3 separate regions of the Homo sapiens genome follow, and all the other regions are linked to region 2. Evidence: chromatin contacts called from ENCODE Hi-C or POLR2A ChIA-PET data. All regions are on one chromosome and are shown on one strand. The core of a region is the stretch at or near the end of the contact, and the rest is flanking DNA. Distances in the headings are between cores, read along the strand shown. Region 1 overlaps CHD9 (chromodomain helicase DNA binding protein 9). Region 2 overlaps RBL2 (RB transcriptional corepressor like 2). Region 3 overlaps FTO (FTO alpha-ketoglutarate dependent dioxygenase).

Region 1 (3,709 bases), core at 652-3,151, 370 kb before region 2:
GAGGATGGTTTGGCCAGAGTCTCAGCATCCTCTTAAGTGTTGCTGACATCTCCAAAGAGTCTTCCAAAAACCGGAGTCCCTCCTCTGCCTCCAGGTTCTGAACACATTGAGAAAGAAGACAAAGGAATGGCAGGGAGCCAACATACCACCTTAATTACCACTAAAGCTAGCATGGAGGTTGCAGCTGAGTGTGAGAACAAAATGAGCTTCCTGACCGAGCCTGGGAGAAGGATGGGGCTGAGCTGATCATTCCAGAGAGTCTTCCCAAGTCACCCATTCAGATCAGTCATTCCATTATTGTGGACAGTGAGAGTGAAGATAAAGAGGGGTGTTTAGGAAAAATCTCTCCTTGTGAAAACCAAAAGCAGGAAAACATGTGAGTGTGGCAAGGTATTAATCTCTCTGCACATCAGTCGAGATCTCTTCTTCAGTATAATGGGGATAGTGACAGTGAGGGTTCTGTGGGATCACGTGTATGACGGTCCTGGCATACAGTAATCGCTCAGTAAAGGCTGTTTTTGTGTGCAGTCCAGGTTCATGGCAGGTGGCCTTTCTTTCCTCCCCGGCATGAAGCCCAGGGCCCCAGAGTCCTGCCGGGCTTGTGTATCGCTCTTTCTCTCCAGCTGTAAAAATTCATGAGAATGTGGGTGTGCGGTGGCTTTCCAGTTTCTTGGCTTCTCCCCAGGCTATGTTCTCCCACTTGGGGGCAGGGGGGTGGCAGACATCCTTTTCACAGTGGTGAGTGCCACCCCACCCCAACCCCCATGCCCTGTCCCAGCAGAGTCTGGCTCAAAGTTCAAAGCCAGGGTGGCTTTGTTGAGTAATTTGGTGACATTGCCTGCCTGCCTGCCCACCATGCTCTCACACGCCCATTTGCTAGGCATCTGCTGCCCTGTGTTTTGTGGTGTGGAGGATGGGAACAGCTCACCCCCCCCCGACTGACCGCGGTGAGGCTCAGCTTCCTTCCTCTCCCCCGCCCTTGGGCTCTCAGTCCCACACACAGCCCCACTCAGTGAGGTTTCGGATCTGCTCCCAGGCTGGTTGGCGCTGACTCCATCTGGATCCACACCAACCCCTTCCTCCTGGGGGTTCAGAGTGTTCTTGGAAGGAAGCCTGGGAAGGGAAAGGCCTTCTCCAGCATTCCCCATCCAGTGGTTGGCTGACAGCATAGAACTGAGCTGCCAAGAACGCTGGAGTCAGACAGAACTGAGTTCAAATCCCCGGGTGACCTTGGGCAAGCTGCTCTCTCTGCTTCAGTTTCCTCATCTGTAAAAAATGTGACAGTAACAGGATCTGCCTCCTGGGATGATTGTGAGGATTCAGGGAGATACTAACTGTGATGTCCTCACCCCTACATCTGGCAGGTGGGAAGTGCTTAAGAAATGGTGGCCCTGGAGCCAGGGATCCCCTGCCTTCCCATGGGTGTACTCACAGGGAGGAGGCGAACGCCGTCTCCTTTTGCTCATCCCACCTCCCAAATTAGACCCCTGCCGTAGTTACTCTGACATGACCAAACTGGTTTGGTTTCCTGCAAACTCCTTTTGGACAAGGACTCTGTCTCATTTGTCTTATAACTCCCATGCCTAGTGTGGTCCTGGCACTTACACAGCACTAAATGTTTGGAATAAATAAGTGGAGGATAAAGGAGCAAACGAGTGCCTGGTGGGCAGCATCTGTTCAAGGACTGTTTTCTGAACTCCAGGCAGTTATTTCTGTCCCTTCCATTTTCCCTCTCTCCTTCCTCCCTCCCTCCCTTCCTTCTCTCCTTCCTTCCTTTTGACCTTCCTCTTCAGACCTCCTTTCCTTCTTGCTAAATGGAAAGAGCTTCCTCCTTTCCTTTTCTTGTAATATCCAAGCTGCAAGAGCATCCCTTGAGAGCCCTTCACCCAGCCGAGAGCAGCGATTCCTCTTTCAAATTGAGTCTGTCCCCTGACTCATTCATTAAAATGCATAGGGCATGTGACCAAACTGCATAATGAGTCTCTCATGAGGAAGGCTTGGAGGCAGGGAGATGCTGCCAACTGCAAAGGCAAATACTTCCCCCCCAGCTGTGGATCAGGCTCATTGGCTGTCATACCCTGGGAAGGCTGGGGGCTGCAGTTCATCTCCAGTAAATCAGCCAAGCCCTGGAGAGCTGCAGCCTGGCGCAGGCTGTACGGTCTTGGAAGCTGTGTTGCTTTGGAGAATCCAACCCATGACTTTTCTCAACCTTCTTCCACCCATTTCTAGTTTTTCATTTATTTAAATATACTTTTAACTCCATAGGTGATATGCAAATACATGCTTATCATAAAATATGCAAACATAAAAGAAAACCCCCTTTGATAATGTCTCTGTACTGCTACCTCTCTCGGAGACAAACAACTGTTGTCACTCAGCTCTTTACCTTCCAGGGCCCTTGGGCTGCTGGGTGACAGATGTCCCATGAAGGTGATTTGGGAGCCCAAACACCCTTTTGCCCTCCTGAAGTCCTAGGCCAGTTCTCAGTAAAAACAGTCAACATTCATCTTAAGTGCCTTCTCAGCTCCCTCCCTAGCAAACTCTGTGTCTGTTACGTGTAACCCCTACCCACCCTAAATCCCATCCCTGCAAAAGAACCCCACTCTCCACACTTAGGAAGCAAACAGATAAACTAGATTATTTCCTCATTGGAAATTTAGATTTGACTTTTCCAGAGGCACCTGCACCTTTATTATTATTTATTTATTTATTTATTTATTTAGAGAAAGGATCTCACTTTGTCATCCAGGCTGGAGTGCAGTGGTGTGACCAAGGCTCCCTGCAGCCTCAATCTCTCAACCTTAAGTGATCCTCCCATTTCAGCCTCTCGAATAGCTGGGACTACAGGCGTGCACCACCACACCCAGCTAATTTTTGCATTCTTTGTAAAAATGGGGTCTCACTATGTCGCCAGGGCTGGTCTCAAACTCCTGAGCGCAAGCCATCCTCCTGCCTTTGCCTCCCAAAGTGTTGGGATTACAGGCATGAGCCATTATGCCCTGCTGCATCTGCACTTTAATATTGGATTCTTGAAGAGTGAGAAAGATATCAAAATTCAGTGACTCTCATCATTGCCTCTCAGGCACTAGGGCCACCCCTATGTTCCATTTTTAGGTGGTGAGCCTCTCTGAATCTGCAAATTCATATCACTTTGGTCACAACCTATTCAGCTAGCTATGTGGCCTTAGGAAAATCACTGACTTCTCTGAATCGCATTAACTCATCTGCAGAATGTGAATAACAATAGTACCCCCATTTATTGGGTTGTTGTAAAGCTTAGATGGGATTATCTATTACAGCCCTAAGCACTATGCGTGGCACATAGCCAAGATGCAATTAATGTTAGGGATTATCATCATCATCATTATTTTTACTCTAATCTGTCATAACCCAATTCGCTCATTCAAGAACTATTTATTGAGCACCTGCTATGTGCCAGGCATTGTCCTTGACCCTGAGAGTAGGGCAGTGAAGGAGTCATACAAGGTTCCTGCCTTCTAGGGGCTTACATTCTAGTACAAATGTACCACACCTTTCTGTTTGATAAGCACTTTCTTCCCCATTGTGTCATGTTGTTCTCACTAATGCCTTTCAATCAGGCAAAGGCGGTATGATTGTCCGCATTGTACAGATAGAAAGCTGAGGCTTAGAGAATTAAGCTAACAGAGATAGCTAGAAAGTGGCCAGGTACAACTTGATCTAGGGTCCT
Region 2 (3,516 bases), core at 204-2,703:
AGTAGGGAGTTAAGAAGCTATTGGAATGATTCTGGCAATAGTTTATGGTGGCTTGCTTCAGAGAATGGTTTGTAGCTGGGCCATATTTTGGAGATGGCACCCACAGGATTTACCGAGGGTTTGTATCTAGGGTATGAGAAAAAGAGAACAGTGATGTCTCCAGTTGGGTGAATGATATAAAAGCTAAAATCCTGACAAGTGCCTGTAATGTTGTAAGTTATCTGGCCCTGGCTCTCTCTGAATTCATCTACTTTCCTCCCTCCTCACCCACTTATGCCACATTAACCTCCTTTTTTGTTCTTCAGATATGCCAGGCATGCCTGCAACACAAAGCCTTTGCCTTTGCAATTCCCTCTGCCTAAACTGTATTGCTTCAAGAGACTCATGTGGCTTCCTTCTCACTTCATTCTGGTCTCTGATAACCCAACTGCTATGTCAATAATAACCACAACATCCTCCCCAACCCTCAGGACTTCTTTTCCCCCTGACTCTGCTTGCTAGTGTTTCTCTTCGTATTTATCACTGTCTGACAGTAAGTAGGGAGGTAGGTAGAAAGAATTGTTTATTACCTGTCTCCTTGCATTAGAATATAAGCTTCACCAAGGCTGTGACCAGTGTTGTATGCAGCGCTTGGCACATAGTAGACATTCGGGGAACATTTACTACTGAAATTTATTAAGAGGGAAGAGCAAGTCTGGGGGAAGGGGAATCAAGAGTTAGGGTTATTAGCATGTTAAATTAGAGATGTCTTTTAAGCATCCTAGTAGAGAAGTTGAATAGACAGTTGAGGTATACAAGACCGGAGTTCACAGTTCACAGTAGAGGTTAGGGGTTGTGTATATATGTCCTGGGGTCATCAGGGTGGGTACAGATAGCTTTTTTTTTTTTTTTTTTTGAGATGGAGTCTCGCTCTGTCACCCAGGCTGGAGTGCAGTGGTGCAATCTCGGCTCACTGTGACCTCTGCCACCTGGGTTCAAGCGATTCTCCTGCCTCAGCCTCCTGAGTAGCTGGGATTACAGGTGCCTGCCACCATGCCCAGCTAATTTTTTGTATTTTTAGTAGAAACGGCATTTCACCATCTTGGCTAGTCTGGTCTTGAACTCCTGACCTCATGATCTTCCCGCCTCGGCTTCCTGAAGTGCTGGGATTATAGGCGTGAGCCACCATGCCCAGCCGTAGATGGCTTTTAAAGCTATAAAATGAGGAGGGATTACTTAGAGGTATGAATTGAGAGAGAATACAAGAGGACTAAGGACAAAGCTCAGGGTCACTCCAAATTTTGTAAGTCTTCATTTGGAGATGGAACATCCTAATATTTTTAAGATACCGACTTAATATTTGCACCCAAGTTAAAGATTCCTCTTGATCAGAATGAACAGGAAGCTTTAAGCTAAGCACAGTGCTACCAAGAAGCACCATGTTGACCTTGAGGACTCTGGCAGGAAGCTGTTTGTGGTTGTCACACCTAGTTTCCTCTGTGAAACTACTGCTGCCTGTGGGTGATGTGGTTATATGCTGCTGGCTGCTGTTGATTCTCCTGTTTGTGTACAAGGTGTTTTTCCCTCCCAGTGCCTCCCAATGTAGGCATCGGTTCATGCACAGTGAAGTAGTTGGCTGCAAGAAACCTTGTAAGGCAGGGAGCAGCCTTTTGAATGCAATAATCTACCCAAATCATTTTATTGACTTAATTATAGAATGAATTTCTTTGAAACAAAGTGAAAGTCTTAGTTGTATTACACTTTAAGACATAGAGAAAACATGTAGGTTTGTTTCTGTATACAGTAAATTTCTGTGCTTTTCTATATCTTATGAAACTTGAATAGTTGGCTCTGTTGCCAGGTGAAAGTTTTGCTAGGTTTTTTAAAAAATTAGAATAAGTACATTTAATACACAGGGAAATTTTATCTTGAATATTAAAAGACATTGTTAAGCTATCTTAACCTTTCAGAGTTTATTTGAAAAATCAGAAAGATGTTTTACTGGCTCCTTTGACACCAAGTCACATCTTCTCCATATTTATTGTCAAGAATGTTGACTTTAACTTATTTCTCTGAAGACCTGTCTACCTTAGGGGGAGAACCTGTGATAGATTCTGGTAACCAAAGGTAGAGGAGGGGCAGGAAGACCAATGAAGGCTGTTCTGCATCAAGTTGCCTTTTTAGGGAATGTTCAACTTATTATCTGTCTCTGAAGCAAATTTGAATATTTGGATGGTGGGTGTATTAATTCATTTTAACGCTGCTGATAAAGACATGCCCAAAACTGGGAACAAAAAGAGGTTTAATTGGACTTACAGTTCCACATGACTGGGGAGTCCTCAGAATCATGGTGTGAGGCGAAAGGCACTTCTTAGGTGGCGGTGGCAAGAGAAAAATGAGGAAGAAGCAAAAGTGGAAACCCCTGATAAGGCCGTCAGATCTCGCGAGACGTATTCACTATCACAAGAATAGAACGGGAAAGACTGGCCTCCATAATTCAATTACCTCCCACTGGGTGCCTCACACAGCACATGGGAATTCTGGGAAATACAATTCAAGTTGAGGCTTCGATGCAGACATAGCCAAACCATATCAGTAGGCTTTTGTTAAATCATGGATTTTTTTTGGAACCAAATTTAATCACAATTTTCTTTTATCTTTGAGTGTCTGCAAAAATAGCAGTAGATGGGAATTGTGAAATTCTGTTTCTCAGAGCTGAGAATAATCTTAATTTTTCAGGTGAGCAGAATGCTTATCTTTGCCTCCGAGCATAAGTTTTACAAGAGGGAATGTAGGGAGCTGTACCTTATTTTAGAGTTTTAACTTTTAAGAGACAAACTTTTAGTTAGCTAAAATACAAATTATTCTTTCACACCTTCGTCTTCACATGGATATTGGCGGCTCTTAATGCTGTTATGTTTAAATTCCAAGAATGGTGACATTTGAGTCACTAAAATTTATTGATATTGTAAAGATAAAGTCTTACTGGCTTGAAGTCCCATTTGTGAAGTGAATTAAAGTCTTTCTGGCCTAAAATAATGTTCTTTAAAAAATGTTTATTAATTCTGTGTAATTTTTTTTTTCTTTAGTCCAAAGCACTTAGAATCTCCACACCACTAACTGGTGTTAGGTACATTAAGGAGAATAGCCCTTGTGTGACTCCAGTTTCTACAGCTACGCATAGCTTGAGTCGTCTTCACACCATGCTGACAGGCCTCAGGAATGCACCAAGTGAGAAACTGGAACAGATTCTCAGGTTAGTTTGAGCCCTGTCTGCTTTCTAAGATTTGGTTATTGACCATTTTCCAATTTCCTATTCTTTCATTATTAATGCCTTAATTCACCCATGAATAATTTTTTATCAATTGTATACTCAGTCCTGTTGTGAGTCTATAGAGGACCTAGCAATAAGATGTATAAGTGGAAGATCTTCTTTCCTTAGATTTCTTTAATATAATACAAGACACAGTAACTAATAACACCAGACAGTGTAGAGTAAAACACAAAAGTGTCTTATTGCCAACTGTTCTTTCAAGA
Region 3 (3,811 bases), core at 754-3,253, 360 kb after region 2:
TGAGTAGCTGGGATTACAGATGCCCGCCACCACGCCCAGCTAGTTTTTGTATTTTTAGTAGAAACAGGGTTTTACCTTGTTGGCCAGGTTGGTCTCGAGCTCCTGACATCAGATGATCCAGCTGCCTCGGCCTCCCAAAGTGCTGGGATTACAGGTGTAAGCCACCGCTCCAGGCCACTAGTACTATCTTCTTTTAGGAGCTTGTGATCTTACAGGACAGATTATTAAACTAATAATAGTTTAAATAAATATAGTTACAAATAGATAAGTGCTACAAAAGAGAAGTAAAGCGTGGGGAGTGATAACAGAGGGCACCTATTTGAGGGTGGAGATTCAGGAAAGGTTTCCTTTTTTTTTTTATTATACTTTAAGTTTTAGGGTACATGTGCACATTGTGCAGGTTAGTTACATATGTATACATGTGCCATGCTGGTGCGCTGCACCCACTAACTCATCATCTAGCTTTAGGTATATCTCCTGATGCTATCCCTCCCCCTCCCCCCACCCCACAACAGTCCCCAGAGTGTAATATTCCCCTTCCTGTGTCCATGTGATCTCATTGTTCAATTCCCACCTATGAGTGAGAATATGCGGTGTTTGGTTTTTTGTTCTTGCGATAGTTTACTGAGAATGATGATTTCCAGTTTCATCCATGTCCAGGAAAGGTTTCTATAAGAAAATGACCCAGGGATGGGAAGGACCATCCAGGTGTGGAGTTGGGGGAGGAGCCTGGGGGAAGTATTTAAGAGCTGGACACTTGAGGACTGCAGGAATAGAAGCACATATGGTCAGAGAGAAAGGGGACATGATCTGAGTGGGAAAAAAATGGAATATTTTCCCATGCCATTATTTTCTTTTTATGCTGTTTTTTATGTCAAGGTATTTACAGATGATATTTATGTGGTTATATGTTTTTCCTGGTCTATAGGGTTATAATTTCCCCATATTAAATATATCTTATGCAGTGTTGAGACCCAGTGTATGTTGAATAAGGGCAGCAGAATTTTAATGGGGGGTGGGCAGGCGTTTGTGCATATGAGTGCATTATTTTCAGTATTCCTTTCTTAGTCCCAGAGGGGAGTGTGTTCAGAAACAGAGTTCTTGGGAATTACCATACTTTTCTTTATTGTTTTATACTAAGGACCATTCAGAGAGTACTGGAGGTGTTAAGACAGTGTGAAGAAATTACCTTCTTCATCACTTCTTCATCATTGCTTTGAGTATACTGGGGCCTCAGGGACTTGCTAAGAAAGTAACCAGTATAGTGATAGAATTAGAGTTGCTGCTCATGGCTTCAGAATATTTGGTCTCTGCTTACAGGATTGCATTGCTTTCTTCATAAGCTATGTAAATAGAAAGTACGATATCACTGTTTCTGTTTTCCAATGGGGATAACTAAAATATGGAAACTCAATCCTTAATGGATCCCTGACAATCTCAATGACAATCCATAGTGGTATGCCACATGACTCTTCTCTTTGTCACTTTCAATTCATGGTCAACACCTCAGATAGGCATTTTGAGAAGCAGGGCAGTCCTACCACACTTACCTAGTAAAGTCATTTTTTCACATTCAGACTTGACTCATTCATTTTTCTTCTGCATACTTCCTCCCACTTTCTGCATGTCTTCTATAATATCTCCTGCACTCTGCCTCATTCAGAACAGGCTAGATTATGCTATAGTAACTGATAACTCTCAAATCTCAGTGGCTCCACACAATAATATTTCTTGTCCATTTTATGTATCATTTGTGGGTTGGCACAGAGTCACTACCCATTAAAGTAGCTCAGAGATCCAAGCAGCCACCAGCTGGTTGCTGTGGCAGAGGGGTGCAGAGTATGCTGGAGGGTCTTGCAGTGACAATGACATGTTCCAGGCTGGAAGGGATGGCCATCATTTTTCACTGGACAGAAGTAATCCCATGTTTCATCCATCCTGAGGGGACCAGGAAGTGTAATTTTACACTGGGCCCAAAAAGCTGGGTGGCAGAGGAGGAATCCAGAACTATTTGGCAAACAGCTCTAATGACCAGCATACATTCTTAGCTAGTGATTCACCTTAACTTCATTGAGAAAGTCAGAGCATTCTCTAACTACCACCCCTCCAAAAGAAACCCTAGAACGTACTCATCTGCCTACTATTATTACATTTATCATCCTATCTGAATTCATACCTTCTTTTTCCTTCTAGCCTATTCCAATATAAGAAGTATCTTCTCTCCTATCCACATATTTTTGATCACATACTCTTATCAGTAGATAAGCACATACAGTGACATCCTAGAAAGTGTTTAACAAGTGGCCTGTAGGGGGAAAGAACCAGCCTTGATTTTTAGTGTTTTTTGATTTCCGCAGTGTAAATACTCTCACTGTGGACAGTTTCAAGCCACCGTCACGGTGTTACTGAATGTGCAGTTGGAAAGAGATGCACACAGTGGGCTCTCATGAGCCAGTGTGGACTGACTCCAGCACACCACCAGTAGTGTGCTGGTGGTAGTACTCATGTACTCGTGTCTGTTTTATAATAATATTCATATTAAACCTATTTGTGTGTATATGTGTGTGTGTATATATATATATGCATACATATTTTAATAATGCTTGAGTTCTTTCATTTTATATTAAAAATAAAGCAGTTCTACCTCTCCCCTGTGCCCCACCACTCTTCCAGATGGCCTTACAAAGCCTTGCATACCTGACTTGGGGGCTACTGCTCTAGACACTCAAGGTCTCGACTTCTTTGGTTATTCACTCTCTCTGCATCGTCAGCCTCTTTCTCTTGTATCATTCTCATGAGTGTACTGAGAAACTCTGGTGTTCTCTAGCGTCTTCCATCATTAGAGATTGTCCCTTAGTCTAGCCTTCTTCTTTATCAAAAGCTCCATTTTTCTACTCCCCTTCATAGCAGAACCATTCAGAGACATCTCTACATGCCATCTCACTTCCTCCTCTTTCATTCCATCTTCGCCTACTCCAATCTGACTTTCACCCCCAGCACTCTACTGAGATTGCTCGTGTCATTGCCATCAGTGATTTTCATGCTGCCAAATCTACTGGATCATCTGTCTTCATCTCACTTGGCCTCTCAGTGTCAGGTGACATAGTTGAGTACCCCGCCCTTCTAGAAATGCTCTCCTCTTTTAGCTTCTGCAATAATACACTCTGCTGGTTCTCCTTTGTTGAGGCTTCTGCTGCGACTCAGGAAATAGCTTTGGTCTCCTTTTGATATTTGTACTGTTTCCCTAGGTGATCTCATTCATTTCTAGGCCTTTAAAACCAAGCTGTGTGCTGATCACTCCCACATTGCGTTCCTCTGCCCTGCTTTCTCTTCTGAGCTCCAGATGTGTACATCCAATTCCCCTCCCCCCGCCCACCATATTTTCACCTGGAGGTTTCATAGGTATCTTCAAGGCTGCAGCTCTACAGTGAACTCTTCATTTCCCCCTTTTCTTCTTTCTACTATTTCTCTTTTGCCTCAGTTTTCCTTATTTCACAGAATAGTAAATTGTTTATTTAGTTGTTAAATCCAGAAATCTGGAATGTATTCTTAACTTCTATCCTGAGCAACAGGGAGAAACCCCGTCTCTACTAAAAATACAAAATTAGCCAGGTGTGGTGGCGCATGCCTGTAATCTCAGCTACTCGGGCGGCTGAGGCAGGAGAATCACTTGAACCCAGGAGTGGAGGTTGCAGTGAGCCAAGATCATGCCATTGCACTCTAGCCTGGGCAACAAGAGCGAAACGCCATCTCAAAAAAACCCAAAAAACCCCAAAAGACTTATATCTTTTTTTATCCCTTACATCTAATT

What was found. Hi-C counts contacts between places; a loop is a spot of excess contacts on that map. ChIA-PET counts read pairs that join two places held with the same protein, here RNA polymerase II (POLR2A). Pooled maps may share reads with other maps.
Region 1: a map of natural killer cell shows a loop between it and region 2 (2.3-fold over the local background). The contact joins two enhancer-like sites. A Hi-C loop is called at or near these places in 1 of 168 maps with a recorded cell type or tissue (natural killer cell), 3 of 37 single-sample maps with no recorded cell type and 7 of 50 pooled maps. POLR2A ChIA-PET finds 5 or more read pairs at or near these places in 1 of 52 experiments (AG04449).
Region 3: a loop to region 2 is called in a pooled map, with 5 times the contacts of the local background. The contact joins two enhancer-like sites. A Hi-C loop is called at or near these places in 3 of 50 pooled maps. POLR2A ChIA-PET finds 5 or more read pairs at or near these places in 2 of 52 experiments (GM12878 and T-cell).

Annotation. Positions count from the first base shown.
Region 1 is chr16:53,090,075-53,093,783 of GRCh38, forward strand. The region is part of intron 1 of CHD9 (chromodomain helicase DNA binding protein 9); the gene reads left to right. Among named protein-coding and RNA genes, the nearest start is that of CHD9, 37 kb to the left of the region's middle. RefSeq lists an enhancer at 1,265-1,950. Within about 2 kb of position 1,902, at least 34 of the 41 ENCODE cell types and tissues checked have a DNase peak (open chromatin) inside an H3K27ac peak, as active enhancers do.
Region 2 is chr16:53,456,383-53,459,898 of GRCh38, forward strand. RBL2 (RB transcriptional corepressor like 2) reads left to right here. Exons shown (of 22, transcript NM_005611.4): 9 at 3,069-3,235. Among named protein-coding and RNA genes, the nearest start is that of RBL2, 24 kb to the left of the region's middle. Within about 2 kb of position 1,454, at least 6 of the 41 ENCODE cell types and tissues checked have a DNase peak (open chromatin) inside an H3K27ac peak, as active enhancers do.
Region 3 is chr16:53,820,133-53,823,943 of GRCh38, forward strand. All of the region lies in intron 2 of FTO (FTO alpha-ketoglutarate dependent dioxygenase), which reads left to right. Among named protein-coding and RNA genes, the nearest start is that of FTO, 120 kb to the left of the region's middle. Within about 2 kb of position 2,004, at least 6 of the 41 ENCODE cell types and tissues checked have a DNase peak (open chromatin) inside an H3K27ac peak, as active enhancers do.